2 separate regions of the Homo sapiens genome follow, and region 1 is linked to region 2. Evidence: chromatin contacts called from ENCODE Hi-C or POLR2A ChIA-PET data. All regions are on one chromosome and are shown on one strand. Each heading gives the region's core, a stretch centred on a gene start or an enhancer-like site at or near the end of the contact. The rest is flanking DNA. Distances are from core to core; before and after follow the strand shown. Region 1 overlaps ABHD2 (abhydrolase domain containing 2, acylglycerol lipase). Region 2 has its middle 19 kb from the start of MFGE8.

Region 1 (4,875 bases), core at 928-3,427, 200 kb after region 2:
ATGAGATTTTTTGTGTGATTTTCTTTTTCTTTTAGTCCATCAGCTGTCATTAGTGTTAGTGTATTTTATGTGTGGCCCAAGACAATTCTTCCAAAGTGGCCCAGGGAAGCCAAAACATTAGACACCCCTGGTTTAAAGCAAGGCTCGTGCCCATGCCTAACTTGAGAAGCAGCACACCTGTGTCCAGAGAAGAGGAGAATAATCATGGCCACAGGCAGCAGCCTGTGTCACGTGGGCCTCCTTCCTTCTGTCCTTCACTCCATCTCTCCTTCAGTGCCTCTGCTTCACTGCAGGACGTCATCAGCTTTCACCTGGAAGAATGCAATAGCTTTCCCTCCATTCTCTACCCTTTCTAATTGATCTTGCAGGCCACCAAATTATCTTCCTAAAGCACAAATTCATCATGCCATGCCCCTGCTTTAAACCAAGTGGCTCCTCACTGTCTGTAGGGCGAGGTCCAGCATCAGCCCTCGCTCCTTCTTCCCTATATTCCTTGTGTTCTAGACACATCAGATCTCTCCACATTTTCTCATACTGCATGTTCTCTCTTGACTATGTCTTACATTTGCAATGCCTTCTACCTGGAATCCCTTCATACCTCCACACAGCCTCTTTATTTGAGAGAACATAATCACCTTCTTTCTGATGAATGCTTTCTGGACATTTATGGTTCTCTTCTCTGTTGTCTGATAGCATCTGGTGTGGCCTTGGGATCTAGGACCCAGCAGAGAGGTGAAGGGGCAGGATGGGAAGCCCTTCCAGAGGGGAACAGGCACAGGGACTCCTCAGTGGTGTGTCCAAGAAAAAGCAAAACTGGTTTCTGACTATTGAGAGACTAACAGGTCCCCTAGAGTCTGGAGACAAATTGATGATTGGCACATAGAAAACTAAGCTGATGAGGAAATGATAAAAGTGATAACTTGAGGGAAAATAAAAAATTTCACAAAAAAGAATACAACATATGACTTCTTTGTGGCTAATATTTCCATAATTATAATTTTATAAACACTGAAAATTAACCATAAGTGTTGCTGTAACAGTGTTGAAAAGAATGGGCGAGGGGAAAATGTAAGTCTTAGGAGAGACGTAAGAGAGCTAGCACCCTCCAGAGTAGGAAGTTCAATAGGTGCTATTGAAAACTGAAATTGAAGAACCAGCATAAGCAGGATAAGCATGGCATTAAGAAATAAAGGCAAGTGTGGGATGGTAGGGACGACTAAAGGAGTTAAGAATAGTCATCTCTCAGGGGCAGGAGTCAGGAGACAGATGAGGCATCCTGTTGGACTTTTTAAACAGGAGTTGAAAAACATGAAAAAAAAATTCAAGAAAGATGAAAACAAAATATGTAAAGATGTTTTGCTGGCATTGTTTATTATAGTAAAAACTGGGAATAGCAGCATCCAACAATGGAGGCAGCAGCAAGATAATGCAGGGGAAAGAAAGAGCTGTCGGGTCAGACACACACAGAGTTCAAATGCAGGGTCCGCTGTGCAGTAGGCTGTTGGACACTCAGTTTCTGTCTGTAAAGGGGGTCCTAATAATAAGAATCGCTGTAAGGGACAAATTGAATTATGTAACATGCCCATAGAAGGGGCTAAATAAATGTTTGCTCCCTCCCTTAACTATAGCTAATAAACAGGATAGAATTTTATGCAGACGTTCAGAACTTAGCATACTAATTATCTATAAAAATAGAGAATAAGTGAAAAAAGCAGAAGACAATTATATATCTCTATCTGAGCACCATTGTTGTAACTATGTAAATACTCTGCTTTCAGATAGATATAGATGAAAAGGAAACAAAAATGAGAATATTTTTGCAAGGCTTGTGAGGATATGGGTGATTTTTAAGCTTCTAATTTCTTATAGCTATTTCAAATTGATATGAAATTAAGAGGACTCTGAATATGCATTTCATCTTTCATAGTTTTGAAAGCCATTATCTTGTTCATTCCTAATAATAAGCAGTGACACCAGCACTGTCCTTTGCATTTGTCCTTTATATGTAAAGAGAGATGGACTTTGCTTTAGTAGGACTTTCTAGAACATGCTTATCTGCATGGTTTGGTGGCGCTCTCTCACTTTGTGGACAAGATGAAGGTCTGGTGCCTAAGCTGGGGTTTCTCAAGGATGGAGTTGTTGACCATCTGAGAAAATGTTTTCCTGTGCCCACATACCGTAGGGGAGGGCTGCCATTTCAACAGGGCTAACCCACAGCCATCAACAGTGGCTTCTATCAGCTTTTTGTAACTGTTCCTCTGACGGAAAGCTCCAGGGCAGCTGCATCATTTCCTTCCTCTTACATTTGTGCTCAAGGCTCACCCTGGTCAAGAAGCCTGGCTGCATTTCCCAGAGGTTCTTTTATCAGCCAGTAGAACCTATGACCTTGTACCCTCCGTGTTGCCCTTGCTGTCAGTCGGCTCTTGTTTATCCTTCCATCTTTTCTTTGTGAAATATCACTCAGAGATTTGTCCATAGGAGTGCTGAAAGAGCTTCCTCCATTTATGTCTTGACTGCTTCGTATTCCATAAAAAAATAGTTTGTTTAACCAGTCTCCTAGATAGAGGTTTCCTTTATTTGTAATCTTTTGCTTTCACAATGTTGCATTGAATGCTTCTGTATTTTCATCACGATGCGCACCTGTCAGTATAGGATAAACTCCTAGAGGTGGAACTACTGGGTCAAAGGGGATGTGCATGGAAAATTTTGCTAGCTGTTGTCCTCAAGCCTCTCCACACCAGCACTGTGAGCACATTTCCCCAAAACGTTGCCAACATCAGGAGTTCTACTTTTTGATATTTGCCAATCTGGTAGGTGAAAAATGTTTTCTCACTGTGGTTTTAATTAGTCTTTCTTTGATTAAAGAGACTGTGTATCTTTTCATATTTTAGAACTCTTTTTATTTCCTTTTCTGTTCACTGCCTGTTGGTGGCCTCTAACCATTTTTCTGATGGTCATTGGTCTTTTTCCTAATCATTTGAGGGAGCTCTTTATGTACTAGGGAAATTAGCCCTTTGTGATATGAATTGCAAATATTTGTTCTCAGTTTGTCATTTGTCTTTTGACTTTGCCCATAGTGGTATTTGCCATGCATAATTTTTTTTTTTTTTTTTTTTGAGACAGAGTCTCGCTCTGTCACCCAGGCTAGAGTGCAGTGGCGTGATCTCGGCTCACTGCAAGCTCCGCCTCCTGGGTTCACACCATTCTCCTGCCTCAGCCTCCTGAGTAGCTGGGACTACGGGTGCCTGCCACCACGACCGGCTAATTTTTTTTGTATTTTTAGTAGAGACGGGGTTTCACCATGTTAGCCAGGATGGCCTCGATCTCCTGACCTCGTGATCCTCCCGCCTCAGCCTCCCAGAGTGCTGGGATTACAGGCGTGAGCCACGGCGCCCGGCCGCATAATTTTTTTTAATGTTTGCATAATTAAATTTTTCAATTGTTTCTTTTGTGGCTTCTGGGATTTCTGGTTTCCTTAGAAAGGTCTTCTTCACTGCAAGATTATTTTTAAAAGCCTAGAATTTCTTCTAGCATATGAATGATTTCATTTTTATTTTGAAATGTTTCATCCTTCCAGAATTTATCCTGGTGTGAGGTGTGGCTCCAACATAATTTTTTTCAAGACGGCTACACTTTGTCCAACACTATTAAACAATCCATCTTTACCCCATTATTCAAATGCCACCTTTTTCACCAACTAAATTTCCTGGATGTATTTAGGCATATTTCCAGTCTTTTGTGTTCTGTTGATGGTCCTGAACATATACCATCAGCAGATTGCAGCTTTGTACTATGTTTTGCTGTGGGCAGTGGGGCGATGCTCATACCCCAGCACTGCTTGTTTTCATACTTTTCTTGGCTATTATAGCTGGTTCATTTTTCCAAATGAACTTTAGAATGCTTGTTTAATTCCACATATAAAAATCTTATTATTTTTATTGTGTATCTCTTAAGTTTATAGGTAATTTAGGGAAAATTGACATGTTTGTGATGCCAAGTTTTCCAGTGCAAGTTCATTTATTCAAGTCTTTGAGCCCGAAAGAGCATTATAAAGTTTTCTTATCTCCTTTTCTTGATTGTGAACTCCCTGGGAGCAAGAATGGGGTCAAGTTTTGAGTATGGCTTATTAGTAATGATCTATATAATTACTGACAAAAGAAACATAATTTTCATTAAATATTTGTAGAACCTACTTTTTCCTAACATCATTGCTTGCCATTTTATGAGTTGTTTTCTGCACATCAAAGAAAGGCAAGATGTAGTACAAATGCTGATGTCAAATGTCAGCATTTTAATCCTTAAAGTCATCTCTTGATTGGTGTGTTCTTTCTTTATTTATTTTTAATAAAAAATTGTATTTGCTTAGAAGCATTCAGAATGTCAACAAAATGGCTACAACTTTTTCTTTTTTTTTTTTTTTTTTGCAATTACAGAGTGGTATTCACTTAACAACAGTCATTTTATATAAGCTGCATCAGAGACAACTGAAGATGAAAAAACTACCATCCCCATATATAACTAATTTGTGCCATGCACTAACAAGAACCTGCTTTTAATTTCCATGCCAGTTTACAATCCCCATACTGTACTAGGCAAGGTTGGTGGCTATTGAAAATACCACCAGGACAGGGATATCTAAAGACACATTTGGTAGTGTGTTAACTATACAAAAAAAAAAAGACATTGTACAGTTTAAAAACAAATCTTACACAGCCTTACATTTCAGTTTTTTTCTTTAAAAGGAGTGAGTTATGTACAGGTTAAATGCTTTATAGACGAGAAAAAAAACTACACTAGAACCAACTTATTCATCATCATCTTCATCTTCCTCCTCCTCATTCTTATCCTCTTCATCTTCCTCATCTTCCTCCTCTT
Region 2 (5,041 bases), core at 1,471-3,970:
TAAGGAGTCATGCAGCTGGAGGCTACAAGATTCTGACCCTCCCTAAACTGCTCCTAAGATCAGTGCTTGAGATATTTTGCAGACCCTGCACTGGATGGATCAGCTGGCACCACCCAGATCAATAAACTGGCTCATCTGATCTTCTGGCTCCCACCCAGGAACTGACTCAGCACAAGAAGACAGCCACAACTCCCTATGATTTCATCCCTGGCCAATCAGCATTCCTGGTTCACTGGCATCCCCCCACCCACCAAGTTATCCTTAAAAACACTGTTCCCTGAATGCTTGGGAAGACTGATTTGAGTGATAATAAAACTCCGGTCTCCAGCACAGCTGGCTCTGCAGGAATTACTCTTTAGCTATTGCAATTCCCCTTTCTTGATGAATTGGCTCTGTCTAGGCAGTGGGCAAGGTGAACCTCTTGGGCAGTTACACAAGTATTCAGCTTTGGACAAATATGCTGAAAGAAAATTACCCAAATAAAAAGGAATATAGAAAGATGCGGCCGGGTGCAGTGGCTCATGCCTGTAATCCCAGCACTTTGGGAAGCTGAGGCAGGTAGATCATTTGAGGTCAGGAGTTCGAGACCAGCCTGGCCAACATGGTGAAATCCTGTCTCTACTAAAACTACAAAAATTAACCAGACATGCTTGCTTGAACCCAGGAGGCAGAGGTTGCCATGAGCCGAGATAGTGCCACTGCACTCCAGCCTGGGCAACAGAGCAAAACTCCGTCTCAAAAAAATAAAAAATAAAAATAAAAACAAAAAAACGCCTTGAGAAAGGCACAAGCCTGGCTGATTGATCAAGAGAATGAGGGCAGGAGAGTAGAACCCAAGAGGCATGGAGTCAGACAAGGGCCAGCCCTGGCAGGACTTTGTCAGCCTGGGTTTGAAGGCTGGTTTTGCCATATACCAAGTAGGTGATCTTAGGCAAGTTCCTCAATCTCTGCCTGAGCCTCAGTTTCCTAACCTGTAACATGGAGTAATAATAACGCCTATCTGGTTATTTCTAGCCTAGGCCTGTAACATTCTTGTACATGTCTTTTGGTGAGCATATGCCTACATATCTGTTGAGTGGTTACCTAGGAATTGCTGAATCATAAAGCACACACATACTTAGCTGAGTAGATGCTGCCAGTGTTCCAAAATGTTTGTACCCCTCCAGTGGATTTTATGTGTTTTGTTTTGTTTTGTTTTTGTTTCGCATATACAATCAAATCCACTTTGTTTACCATTACCTCAATAAACAGAATGTTGAGCAAAAGAAACCAGACACAAAAGAGGACATGTTCTGTGGTTCCATGTATACAAAGGTCAGAGGCAGGCAAGAGTAATCAATGGTTTAGAAGTCAAAATAGTGGTTAATCTTGGTGGAAAACTAGTGATGTAGAAGTACAAGTGGGGCTCCTGGGGGGTCGGGAGGCTGGAAACATTCCAGTTCTGAGGGCTAGTTACATGGGTGTATTCACTTTGTGAAAAGTCACCAGGGTGTATAGTTGTGATTTGTGTCATGTTTTGAAGATATGTTGAACTTCATACAAAGCTTACATTTTTTAAAATTCTATTAAAGGACTTTAAGGAGGAGAGTGCCAATAGTTTTAAAAGATGGTTCTGGCTGCTATGTGAAGAATGGGTTCTATGGAGACGGGGGAGAAGCCCAAAAGCCAATTAGGAGGCTAGTACAGTGGTCCAGAAGATAAACAAGGGTCATTTGGGCCAGGAGTAAAGGAGCGGAGTTGGAAGAAAGAGGAAGAATACCGTATGTATTTTGGAAATAGAACCAACAAGACTTGCTGGTGGGTAGGATGTGTGGGGTTAAGTATACAGGAATCAAGGATGCTACCCAGGTTCTGGCCTGAAAAACTAAGTGGATGATGGTGCCTATATTGAAATAAGTTGCCTGTTACCTATCTATCCTTGCTAGGTGAGCTCCTTATCTCCAAGACTGGATGTGGGGCCCAGCATGATGGAAGTACCTCTAAGATATTTGTTGAATGAGCCAGGCATGGTGGCTTATGCCTGTAATCCCAGCACTTTGGGAGGCCAAGGCCAGCGAATCACCTGAGTTCAGGAGTTCGAGGCCAGCCTGGCCAACAAGGTGAAACCCCGTCTCTACTAAAAATTTAAAAAAAATTAGCCAGGCAAGGTGATGCGCACCTGTAATCCCAGTTACTTGGGAGGCTGAGGCAGGATAATTACTTGAACTCGGGAGGTGGAGGTTGCAGTGAGCCGAGACCATGACATTGCACTCCAGCCTAGGTGACAGAGCAAGATTCTATCTCCAAAAAAAGAAAAGAAAAGAAAAGAAAAAGGATATTTGGATATTTGTTGAATGAATAGAATGACTATCCCCTCATGGAAGAACCAGAAGCTAAGTGTGGAGACAACAGAACAGCAGATGTATACAGGAGAGGAAGTGCTCTCCAAAGAGAGGTGAACTGCTCTTGTTGGGGGTGAGTCCCTGTGATTGGAGGAATTTAAGCAAAAGGCATGTGTCAGGACAGTGAGAGGGATCATGGGGCCAAGTGACATTTTCTCTAAGGTGCGGGCTTACAAGTATGTGTCAACACTGCCTAACTCCATCGATTTGGAAAGGAGGGAAGAGGTTCTCCAGGCCAGCTCTTCCTCCTCCACTTTCCAGTATTCTCCAACACAGACATCACATGAGCTTGAGCAAAACAGGATGGCAGCCGCACACTCACACCCTCCAAATGCACACCCCCTATCCCAAACCAGATGCTCTGAGCATACATCACAATCAGAGCAAACATCCCAGTCCAGGGACCAAACAACCGCCTTTTGTTTCTAATCCAGAGGCTAAGGGCCAGAGGCCAGTGCTGGGGAATAAATATGCCTTCAGTTTAAAAATGTAAACGTGTTTTCTCACTGAAACCAAATGGGTGGGTCAAATTCTGAGGCTCCTTGATGTGATTTCCATAGTTCAGTTGGGTTTCTGTTGACTACTGTCCTCCACTGAATTCCTCTGGCCACTCCCTCCAGTCTGACTAGTTTCCTTCTTTGAAATCCTGCAGCCCTGACACTTGGAAGCAGCCAGTGGTCTCCTATTCACAGTTGGGTGGTGCCTTGGTATGTCTTCTCACCCAGTGTGTCTGCTGTTTGGAGACAGGCAGCTGGGTGTTGCACAGAAAGATTTAGAGCCTGAGATTTGGATTTGAGCCCCAGTTTCACATTTTATCTGGCTGATGACCTTTGCTGAGCTGTTGCTCAGACACATTTATTTCATTGATACAAGGTCATTTCCTCTCCTCTTTCCCAGATGATCAGTGGCATCTATTGGCCCAGAACAGTTCTAGGAGCCTGAATCTCCTGTGGATAAAGGAACACACTCAGGCCTGAGTTGGGTATTTAGTTGCAGAATAAGAAGGATGTGGAAGAAATACATTAGAAAGATTTATTTTTATAGGGCTCTGCTCAAAACCTTTCTAACTGGGCCAGCTGGACATCTGGACAACTCATCTCATGCCTGAGTCCACAGTAAGGCCATTTCCGGAAGAACATCAAGTTCTTTGTTGGAAATCAAACCCAAGAGCAAGAGCCCCAGAATGGGCAGGGTTGAGGGGTAGGCAGTGAACCACAAGTCCAGGAAGATTTGTTGCTGGCTAATCCCTACCCAACACCCAGCCTCTCCAATACCGCCCTCCTTCTTCATCCCTCAACTGGAAATGCCTCTCTTTAAGCCATGGGGGCCTTTTTTTTCTTTTTCTTTTTCTTTTTCTTTTCTTTTTTTTTTTTTTTTTGAGACAGAGTCTCACTCTGTCACCCAAGTTAGAGTGCAGTGGTGCAATCTTGGCTCACTGCAACCTCCACCTCCCAGGTTCAAGCAATTCTCCTGCCTCAGCCTCCCAAGTAGCTGGGATTACAGGCACCTGCCACCATGCCTGGCTAATTTTTGTATTTTTAGTAGAGATTTCACCATGTTGGCCAGTCTGATCTAGAATTCCTGTCCTAAGGTGATCCACCCCCCTCAGCCTCCCAAAGTGCTGGGATTACAGGCATGAGCCACCGTGGCTGGCCCTGCATGGGGGCCTTTTCAATGCAAAGATACCTGACCTGTTTAGGAGGTGAATGCCCTCTTTCTCCCACCCACTGTTCCCCTTTTCAAGCCAGCAGCCCAGGAGAACTTGTCAGACACTTATTTTCCCATTTTATCCAAGAAAAAGTCAACCATGTCAATGAACTGAGCAGCAGCTTAAAATTTCTGACTCCTTGCTCCAAACCTACTGCTCTATAGCTCTGGCCTCAAAGCCTTTTAGAACTCAACTCCTGAGTCCTAGCAGATGTCAAGAATGATGGAGTCGCCAAGTGAAAGAGTTGGTTGACCCAGCCTCTGCCACTTTTCAGATATACCACTGAGTCCAGTGGGGTCCCAGCTTGGCTGTATGGGACAACCCCCCCACCAAAGGGGGAAATTTAGACTTCATCTGCTGTCCATATCAGGGGAACCAGCCCCCAATAGGACAGAAAAGAACGTAGGTTCTTTTCTATTTTCCCTAAGTGTCAGCCAGTCTGAGAAATAAAGGGAAAGAGTACAAAAGACAGAAATTTTAAAGCTTGGTGTCCGGGGGAGATATCACATGTCAGCAGGTTCCATGATGCCCCCTGAGCTGCAAAACCAGCAAGTTTTTATTATGGATTTTAAAAGCGGAGGGGTGTACAAATAGGGTATGGGTCATAGAGATCACATGCTTCAAGGGCAATAAAATATCACAAGGCAAATGGGGGCAGAGTGAGATCACAGGACCAGAGTGAAATTAGAATTGCTGATGAAGTTTCATGTCCCACTGGGCACGCACTGTTATTGATAACATCTTATCAGGAGACAGGGTTTGAGAGCAGACAACCAGTCTAAAATTTACTAGGCAGGAATTTCCTCATCCTAATAAGCCTGGGGGCGCTACAAGAGACGGGGGCTTATTTCATCCCTTATCCACACCTGTATAAGACAGACACTTCTATAGCGGCCATTCTAAAGACTGCCCCCTAGGAATGCATTCTCTTTCTCAGGGCTGTTCTTTGCTG

The links. Hi-C counts contacts between places; a loop is a spot of excess contacts on that map. ChIA-PET counts read pairs that join two places held with the same protein, here RNA polymerase II (POLR2A).
Region 1: a map with no recorded cell type shows a loop between it and region 2 (12-fold over the local background). The contact joins two enhancer-like sites. A Hi-C loop is called at or near these places in 1 of 37 single-sample maps with no recorded cell type. POLR2A ChIA-PET finds 5 or more read pairs at or near these places in 3 of 52 experiments (AG04450, Panc1 and activated T-cell).

What each region holds. Positions count from the first base shown.
Region 1 is chr15:89,130,739-89,135,613 of GRCh38, forward strand. The region is part of intron 3 of ABHD2 (abhydrolase domain containing 2, acylglycerol lipase); the gene reads left to right. It also overlaps the pseudogene HMGB1P8. Among named protein-coding and RNA genes, the nearest start is that of ABHD2, 45 kb to the left of the region's middle. Within about 2 kb of position 2,178, at least 17 of the 41 ENCODE cell types and tissues checked have a DNase peak (open chromatin) inside an H3K27ac peak, as active enhancers do.
Region 2 is chr15:88,929,696-88,934,736 of GRCh38, forward strand. No RefSeq gene overlaps it. Among named protein-coding and RNA genes, the nearest start is that of MFGE8, 19 kb to the left of the region's middle. Within about 2 kb of position 2,721, at least 6 of the 41 ENCODE cell types and tissues checked have a DNase peak (open chromatin) inside an H3K27ac peak, as active enhancers do.